Regions from separate parts of the Homo sapiens genome. Here regions 1 and 2 are each linked to region 3. A link is a contact called in ENCODE Hi-C or POLR2A ChIA-PET data. All regions are on one chromosome and are shown on one strand. The core of a region is the stretch at or near the end of the contact, and the rest is flanking DNA. Distances in the headings are between cores, read along the strand shown.

Region 1 (2,796 bases), core at 56-2,555, 250 kb after region 3:
TGGAGGCAGGCGCCTGTAATCCCAGCTACTCGGGAGGCTGAGGCAGGAGAATCGCTTGAACCTGGGAAGCAGAGGTTGCAGTGAGCAGAGATCGTGCCACTGTGTTCCAGCCTGGGGGACACAGCAAGACTTGGTCTCAAAAAACAAACAAACAAACAAACAAAAACAATACAGCATATGCAGAGTCTGCTGGGGGAAAGATGGGGCCGAACTGGGCATCAGAGGAAAGTGGAATTTCGGTGTTGATAGATGTTGCTGCTAGAATCCAACAAGGAAGGCCAGAGACTGACTTCATAGAACCATAAAGCAGGAGGCAACATTTCATACATATGCACACTTCCCGGTTTGTTATAGTTCCCAAAAGATTTGAAAAATGAAGGTGGGTGGAGGGAGGAAGAGGCAATGAAATATAGTATGTTCCTGAATAAAAGGCATCATCTTAGCAAGTTGAAGTTAGAGAATCTCTTGGTACATATTTATGCAGTCTCAACCGTCCTCCCGTCTCTGAGATGGTAAATTACTACTGACACTTATTCAGGTCTGAACTGAGAATCTAGTTTGTGGATTAACTGGACCCTTTGCTTTTTCTTCTTCCATCTGCCTTTTAGGCAATTCATTACTTATTCGAATTTCCACCAGAAGGTAGGAGTCAAGAGAACGAATATTGGATATTAATAACCGGTTACTGTTAAAGAAGGGTTGCTGTATGGCGACTGACAACAAGAGGTATAGCACTTTTATTTTGTTGCGTTGTTTTACCACTAATTGCTGTGGTTTAACTAATATAGGGAAATGGCCTCAGAATGGATCATTATTTTACCCAATTTTAGAAGGTGCCCTTAAACAAGATGGCAACCTCAGGCGCGTTAACAAGGTGCTGAAGCAGCAGCGATGTAACCTGTTGCTTGGACACCAGGCTGGAGTGGGAGGACTCACCGCTAAGGGTTCAGAACCGATTTTCAACCAGTCACGCCCTTCTCAAAGATGGCCGACCTCACTTCCCTTACGCAACATGGACGTTTTCAGTCACTTCCTGTGATTTTGAGGTTATTCTGATCCAGGACTACTTGCATGACCAAAGCCAAGATGGCAGGTACGTCCTTTTAGAATTTAAGGTTAGTGAAGCCATCTATTTCCCCGACCCCCTTCAGTGAAAATGGTCTTTCGCATCTGGCTCTTCTTTTTGGAGGCGTGCTTGCCAGCAGTCAAAATGGCTCCATTCCGGAATAGATTTAATAGGAAGTGAAGCTGTGACGGCGAGGCGTTGCCCGGCCTATCTTTGCTAGGCGTTCTCAGAATTAGTTCTTTCTGCCCACACTAGACATGGCGCTTGCCAGCGTGTTGGAGAGACCGCTACCGGTGAACCAGCGCGGGTTTTTCGGACTTGGGGGTCGTGCAGATCTGCTGGATCTAGGTCCAGGGAGTCTCAGTGATGGTCTGAGCCTGGCCGCGCCAGGCTGGGGTGTCCCAGAAGAGCCAGGAATCGAAATGCTTCATGGAACAACCACCCTGGCCTTCAAGGTGTGGAGCCAGCCCCCTTGCCAGGCTGAGTACTGAACGCCCGCGACTTGCCTGGCCTCCCAGCCTGACCGGAGTTTGCGGTGGCCTTGGCCACCAACCCAGGCGGAGGCTGGGTCCTCTCGTTCGGACCGCAGCAGTTTTGCTGTCTCATTGGCCCAGGAGGCCCCTGTCTTTGCTCTGGTTGGAAAGGGTGGCGGTGGGGCCGGGGGTAAGTCGGGGGAGGAAGGTGAGGCCTCTTGGGTTGATTCCTAGGCGACCCCAGGTTGCTGCTGTTCAGGATCTTCTAGCTGGGAAAGGCCGCAACAACAATGAATCTTGGCCGAGGGAAGGCTATTGTAAACGTTTACCAAAGTTTTGGAAACTGGGCGGCCCCTCAAGGCAGGGGTAACTGAAACTGGCATGAAGGGGAAGCGTGGTGAGGGTAAGCATTGTACTAAGAATCAGACATTTGGGGTTCCTTGCCCAGCTCTGCAATAACTAGCTCTAGATTGAGAAATCATTTGATTTCATTGAACCTGTTTCCTCATCTATAAAATGATTTGTTTTTTTTTTTTTTTTGAAACAGGGCTTTTCGCTGTCGCTCAGGCTGGAGTGCAGTGGCTCCAGCGCCTCAGCCTCCAGAGTAGCTGACACTATAGGCACACACCACCACGACAGGCTAAGTTTTTTTACTTTTTGTAGAGATGGATCTCCCTGTGTTGCCCAGGCTGGTCTCCAGCACCTGGCCTCAAGCGGTCCTCCCGCCTTGGTCTCCCAAAATGCCTGGGTTACAGGAGTGAGCCACCACGCCCATCCTATAAAATGAATTTAATATGGGTTATATCCATGTCAAGGGATTGATGTGAAGCTCGGGTGACATTAATATATGGTGAAGTATAGAAGTATACTGTGAAGTATAAAAGGACGGAGAAAGAGATGTGCTGGGTTTGGATTGATGCAAAAAGAAGTATGTAGGAGTGTTTTTGTGGTCTTATGTGGCCTGTTTTGTGTTTTCCTCTGATCTTAACAGTTCCGCCATGGAGTCATAGTTGCAGCTGACTCCAGGGCTACAGCGGGTGCTTACATTGCCTCCCAGACGGTGAAGAAGGTGATAGAGATCAACCCATACCTGCTAGGCACCATGGCTGGGGGCGCAGCGGATTGCAGCTTCTGGGAACGGCTGTTGGCTCGGCAATGTCGAATCTATGAGCTTCGAAATAAGGAACGCATCTCTGTAGCAGCTGCCTCCAAACTGCTTGCCAACATGGTGTATCAGTACAAAGGCATGGGGCTGTC
Region 2 (3,234 bases), core at 664-3,163, 250 kb before region 3:
CAGAAGGAAAGCTGTCAGCCTCTGTGCAAACACCATGCTCCACTCTGTGACGGGAGACAGGAAAGAGAGAAGGAAAAGAACTACCCTCATTGAACACCCAGCAAATGCACTTTACACGTTACCTATCTGGTCTTCACAACTGAGTAAGGAAAATATCATTATTCCCATTTTCCCAGATAAGGAGACTAAGGCTCAATACGTAATTTCCCAGAGTTGCACAGCTAGTGAGTGATGGAGCAAGGATTGAACCTGGCTCTCTGTGTGTGGATCCAAAGCCCATGTTCTTCCATTGCCCTAAAAAATAGAGCTCATCTAGTTATAGTTTATTTGCTGTTTATACCAAACAATCCTCCATACTAGGGGTACACACATCTCATCCTTCCTGTTTCTCTTCCCCTTCTCTCCATGGTCACCTCCTCTTGTAATCAACAGGTTGAGACAAAAAGGGGAGGAAGGCGAGGACAGTGAGTATGGAAGGGTGCAATGCCTGAGGCAACAATTTAAGAGAGGAATTTTTAAAAAAAGGTCCTAAAATTGACTCTAAGGGAAAGTGGGTAGATTAAACAATTAGAAAAGTGAAAGGCAAAACTGTTAGGAAGGTTGGGCTTGGTGGCTCATGCCTGTAATCCCAGCAGTTTGGGAGGCCAAAGCGGGCAGATTGCTTTAGCCCAGGAATCTGAGACCAGCCTGGGCAACATGGCGAAACCTTGTCTCCACAAAAAATACAAAAATTAGCTGGGCGTGGTGGCACATGCCTGTAGTCCCAGCTACTGGGAGGGAGGCTGAGATGGGAGGATCACCTAAGTCTAGGAGGCAGAGTCTGCAGTGAGACAAGATGGTGACACTGCACTCCAGCCTGGGAGACCGAGCGAGACCCTGTCTCAAAAAATGAAAAACAACTGTTTGGAAGGCCCTGATGTGAAAATCATTGTATGCAAACTTGATGGTGCCCTGATAGACTTCACTTCGAAAGACTTTGCCATGGAGTTGGGTTTGGAGAAAAAGGAGTTTTGTTTTTTGGAGGGGAGTTAGGGAGGAAAAAGCCAGTCAGGTCCCATTAGCCCTGCCAACTCCTTGGTGATATTCCCTCTGTAACCACTAGGGAGCAGTAGTGTTTCCTTTCCTCTCTTGGTCAGCCAGAGGTGGGAGGGGGCTGTACCAAAGGGAGCCCTGGTCTTGCTGGGGGATGGGAGGAAGCACCCCTGGTCAGCTTTGCCTCCAGTTCTGCCGGCCAGCCTGAATCCACGACATGGCTCCTCTTCAGCGAGGGGCAGATTCTCTCCTTTCTCAGACTTCAATTTTTTGGTCCTTCCTTTGCCCATGCCCTTTGTCTCTTGTAATTCTCCGGTCCTTAAGTCTCACTATTTCCCCCATCTTGCTCGGTCAGGGCCTGGCTTTTCAGCTTTCCACCTGTGTTTCTGCAACTTTACATCTGAGCCTCTTATCTCTGTCTCATCACATTTCTCTCTCGGCAGCTTTCTGGGTCCTAATGTGTATCTTCCCACCTCCATGGAAGAACATTTGCAGCTCAGTAATTACGACTGTATATATTTTTTTGTTTGTAGGGCATTAACTCCCTGGCTGAGCCTTGAAAGTAGCACTTCCATCCTTCCTTTCTCATCCTGAGAAGTAAACAGAGACCTGGGTCTGGACAGAGGAAGAGGGCAATACCAAAAGGAAAAAATGTCTTCTATTTCTCCACACCTTTCTCTCCATCTTCATCTTCCTCCCCTCCTCAGCCTTGTGACGAAACAGTGCATTAGGGGAGGAGGATAGGCTGAAGGGGCAGCAGGGAACTCTGGAGACTAAGGGCCATTTTGGAGCTGCAAGATTCATCTCAGGGGATGACTACACCCTCAGAACTCTCCGCCCTCCCTTGGCTCCAGGCCTCCCTCCTCCCATCCCCCTCAGTGGCAGCAGCCTTGTAATTTAAAGCTCTCTCTGTCGCCTCTAATGTGATCCTCTCGTTTTATTGACTCTTTCTGCCGTCTGTGGCGCCCCTTCACATCAATCTCCTCTCTAATCACAGCACCGCCACTGCCTGCTCTGTCTCCCCTAACCCCTCTCCTTCACAGAGGCCCCCAGCCCTTGCCTCTACCCAGGTCTTCCCTGACCGTCCCCAACCTCCACCCTACACCAGATCCACCCTCTTCCTCCTTCCTCCTCTTGCCTCCTTCAGAGGAAGCAATGTCAGGGCCTTTCAGGGGTCGCCTTGTCTCTTTACCCACATCTGAGATGTGTCCGCAGGGATAGGGGATGCCCTTAAGGAAAGCCAGGAACTAAAGGGAAGAATGGCGATGGGTCTGAGGATGAGCAAGAATCTTGGTCTTGGGGGTGGCAGGAGGGGATGACTCTTAGGCCTGTCCGTTTCTGCACTGTCTCCAGTTCAAGGTAGGAAGGGCAAAGAAAGGGACCTAGCGATTCTGAGAGGGAAGGAAGGAAAGATGGAGGAGTGAAAATGCAATGAGGGGAAAAAAAGCAAAAAAATAATCGCTGCAGCTAAAGGTTTGTAATAAATAGTGGGTGATGGGAGAAGCTCCGAGAAGAAAGGGGGATGGGGAGTTGGGGTTGGGGGAGGATGTACTGAGGCAGAGATATATTTGCAATTGAAATTCTTTCCTAAAGAGGAGGAGGGTTAGGTTGGGAGGTGGGGAAGAGATTTGCAATTTTAAATAGCTGCCAACCTACCCTCGGCCGATCAGAGTCTCACCTACAAGCTAGCCGAAAGCTAAGCTCCTTTGGTTTCTAGCTAGGAATCAGCTATGTCTTTTTCCAGTTCTAGGAAATAGATGTTTTTGAGAGAGGATCTGGGAGTTACTGTAGGATTTGGGGCTTAGGTCTGCCTAGCCCTACTCTGAGCTGTGATCGAGCGTGGTGAGTCAGGAGCCAGGAAGCAGCTGGTAGGCTTAGGGAGGGTGAGCTGTAGCACTTGGGCCGGCTGGGAGAGAGCACGCACCTGTGTACAGCCCTTGGCGGCAGGGCCCAGGACAGGGCCTCTTGCCCAGTCAGTTATTCCCACCAGGTGGGGTAGTGGAAGGGCGGTGTGGCCCACCCTGTGGGTGACGATGGAATAACAGACCCTCACAAACCAGCACCCTTACCCCTCTCCCCCACCATGGATTCTGTAGGAGGAATACCTTTCTCCCTCAACTTGAGGGCTTCTGCTTTCTGGTTATCGAGAAATCGGCTCCCCTCAGTCCAGTTCCTTCACTTCCCTTTTGGTTCTCCAACTCC
Region 3 (2,920 bases), core at 288-2,787:
AAAAGTTTGGGTGTAAGAGAACATTTGGTTATAGATTACAGAGGCAACATCCCTAACCCCATTAGACATCATCTTATGTGCAGGAAAAGGCAAGGACTAGGGTCATTTATCTTTTATTATTATTATTATTATTATTATTATTATTATTATTAAATTTTTAGAGGCAGGGTGTCACTCTGTTGCCTAGGCTGCAGTGCAGTGGTGCAATCATAGCTCACTACAGCCTACAACTCCTGGGCTCAAATGATCCCCCTGCCTCAGCCTCCTGAGTAGTTACAAGTGCATGCCACCAAGTCCAGCTAATTTTTAAATTTTTCTGTAGAGACAGGGACTCGCTATGTTGCCCTTGCTGGTCTTGGATCCTAGCCTCAAGCAGTCCTCCCTCTTTGGCCTCCCAAAGCGTTGGGATTAGGTTTATGAGCCACTGCGCCCAGCCCATTTATCTTTTAAGGAATATAGCGACTCAGGCAAGAGACATAGAGGACTGTGTGCCCTATCCTGTTTTGTCTTCAAAGGATCTTTCCAGAGACGTCAGAGTCAGAGGCTTTGTGAAATTATGTTGCCAAACAGAATTGAGCAAGCCTGTCTTCTTACATTTGTTACTCTGTCTCACAGAAGATGGGGAATCCTAAAATACAAATTTTGGCCCATAACTTCATACTGTGTGGGATACTGCTTTGTTGAAGTCCATTTTATTGGCATCCCTTTCTTTTTGTAAGTTAAAAAAAATTTTTTTGAGACAAGGTCTCGCTATGTTGCCCAGACTGGCCTCGAACTCTTGAAATCAAGTCATTCTCCCACCTCAGTCTTCATCCCTTTCTAGCTAGCGAAAAACAAATACTATGGAGAGCTCCGCGTCCTCTTTTCTAGGGCAGGGAGGGGAGCCTGAGGGTCTGGTAGGTCCCAATGAGGTGACTGCTCCAGCACTTCGTCTTTGGGAACATCTGTCTGGTGCCAGTTTGACCCGGGGAACGGCCTAAGTCGCCCGCAGGCTCCTAAGGTCCTCGTCTTTCCGGGTGGCAAGACATCTGATCCCTCTCGAGAACAAGTTCCCAGTTGCTTTAGGCGCTTTGTTACAGCTGACGCTGCTGGTGGCGGTTGGGCTCTCGGCTGGGAAAGGCGCAGCTCGTTTGTATGGCTCCGGAGGGGGCACTGAAAAGGTCTTCCTGGAGGGCTTCCTTCAGAAGGAAACAAATTGGGAGTTGTTGGCGGTCCAGACAGTTCAGCAAAGTGCAGTATCCCTCCTTGGGGAATTTCGGAAGGATCCTGGTCCGGTGTATTCCAAAGGTCCGGCGCCGATAGGTCGACGGTAGGGGGAGGTACCATGCACTGCAGCTTGGCCCCAGGGGACATCTTCCCTGCCCCACGCATCCAATAGATGACCCCAGCTGAGGCCCACGCAGCCAATACCTGACTTCAGCCGAGACCCACGCAGCCAATGGCCAGCCCAGTGCGCTTCGCCCGTGCCCGCCCGCCTGCGCCTACCAATCAGGACTCGGGCCACCTTGGCACCGCCTCTGGACGCCCACCCCACCCATCCGCCCCGCCTCCAACTTGCTCGAGCAGGGCTGGGTAGACCGGCGCGCTCCCGGGGACGGTGGGGGGGGCAGTCCCGGTTTCGGCCATCGCTGGGGTGGGCTCGGAGCGGCCGCACCGGGCAGCAACCCCACTCCCACTCGGAGGCCCCCTGCCCTCTCCCCCACTTCCCCCCGGCCCATGGTGCGAGGCTGGGAGCCGCCGCCCGGGCTGGACTGCGGTGAGTGATCCCCAGCCCCTTGGACTTCCCCTCCCAGCTCGTGTACGGTCTCCCACCTCTGGAGCCCCATCCCCGCGCTGGTGGGGGGATAATTCTAGGTTCGAAGTGGCCCGGTTCTCTCTTTTTTCTCCTCTGGACTTTTCGGTTCCCTCCCCTGTTGTAACTAGGGGAGGGTGAGTGTCTGTGTAGGGGAGGGCAAGAAGGTTGGGTTGGGGCGCCCTTGGCGAGAGTAGGATTGAGATTCGCCTGCCTCATGGGGCTTATCGTCCCAAGTGCAATAACTTTTTGTTCCCTGACCCAGTTCGGAGCCTTCTGGACTGCCTGTGAAATGGAGGATAGGAGAAACATTTCCTTCCCAGGCCCCCCCGCCACACAAACCCCCAACCCCCACGGCTACCTCCTGGCGACCTCAACACACGTGCAGAACCTGGCCTTGCTTCTGGGGATCAGTGGCCTTTGGGAATGAAAGGTTTAGAAGAAACTGCCCCTCTGACTCCCGTACCCAGCCATACTAAGAGAACCAACCAGGAAACTGAGAACCTGAGTCCTCTGGGGTTCCTAGTGTTGCGTCCTATTCTGAGACTCCTAAACTGAAAGAAGACTCAAGCTGAGACCTGTTTGGTAATGTGGGCCCCTATCAGGAGATTTTTTTTTTTTTTGTCATGTGAACCTCCTTCCCATCATACACTTGAAGCCCTTTTATATTACATGATTCGGTTAGTTGGTAGTAATTGAAAAAGCCAGATTGGGAATTTTAAAGATAATGCATACATATCTTAAACATTATAATTAAAAGTATATCCATTTCACCAATCTTTTGATGTAGTGGTGAGACTGTTTTTGTGTCTAAGACTGCTGTTCAGAGTTCCCAATTCTCTTTCCAGTATTAACTACACAGGGAGTCTCAAACCTGGCTGTACCCTGAGAACTTTTAAAAACTTTGGATGCCTGGACCCCAGTACAGACTATTGAACCTGAATGGGAAGGAGGGTGGCCTGGTTTTTAAGCTTCCCAGGTAATTCTAGTGTGCAGTCTGAGAGCCACTCAGGCACTTTCATCATCTTTGGTTTCCCGTTTTGCTTTATTTAAAGTGAAGTATGAATTTAGACACTTCTGAGTGCAGAGTACTTTTGAGATTAAGTCCCACCGCTCAATCTTTTACAG

The links. Hi-C counts contacts between places; a loop is a spot of excess contacts on that map. ChIA-PET counts read pairs that join two places held with the same protein, here RNA polymerase II (POLR2A). Pooled maps may share reads with other maps.
Region 1: a pooled map shows a loop between it and region 3 (6-fold over the local background). The contact joins the promoter of PSMB5 here to the promoter of HOMEZ in region 3. A Hi-C loop is called at or near these places in 9 of 50 pooled maps. POLR2A ChIA-PET finds 5 or more read pairs at or near these places in 3 of 52 experiments (GM12878, HEK293T and activated CD4-positive, alpha-beta T cell).
Region 2: a pooled map shows a loop between it and region 3 (2.0-fold over the local background). The contact joins the enhancer-like site here to the promoter of HOMEZ in region 3. A Hi-C loop is called at or near these places in 1 of 50 pooled maps. POLR2A ChIA-PET finds 5 or more read pairs at or near these places in 5 of 52 experiments (CD4-positive, alpha-beta T cell, HepG2, OCI-LY7 and 2 more).

What each region holds. Positions count from the first base shown.
Region 1 is chr14:23,033,409-23,036,204 of GRCh38, reverse strand. PSMB5 (proteasome 20S subunit beta 5) reads left to right here and starts at 1,305. Exons shown (of 3, transcript NM_002797.5): 1 at 1,305-1,521; 2 at 2,531-2,796. The coding sequence starts at 1,324. RefSeq lists enhancers at 831-1,125, 910-1,579, 380-1,579.
Region 2 is chr14:23,537,655-23,540,888 of GRCh38, reverse strand. The region is part of intron 1 of ZFHX2 (zinc finger homeobox 2); the gene reads left to right. It also overlaps a transcript of THTPA not described here. Among named protein-coding and RNA genes, the nearest start is that of ZFHX2, 12 kb to the left of the region's middle. RefSeq lists an enhancer at 2,594-3,234. Within about 2 kb of position 1,913, at least 2 of the 41 ENCODE cell types and tissues checked have a DNase peak (open chromatin) inside an H3K27ac peak, as active enhancers do.
Region 3 is chr14:23,284,749-23,287,668 of GRCh38, reverse strand. It overlaps HOMEZ (homeobox and leucine zipper encoding), which reads left to right and starts at 1,537. Exons shown (of 2, transcript NM_020834.3): 1 at 1,537-1,756. The coding sequence starts at 1,717. RefSeq lists an enhancer at 1,028-1,307 and a silencer at 1,398-1,807.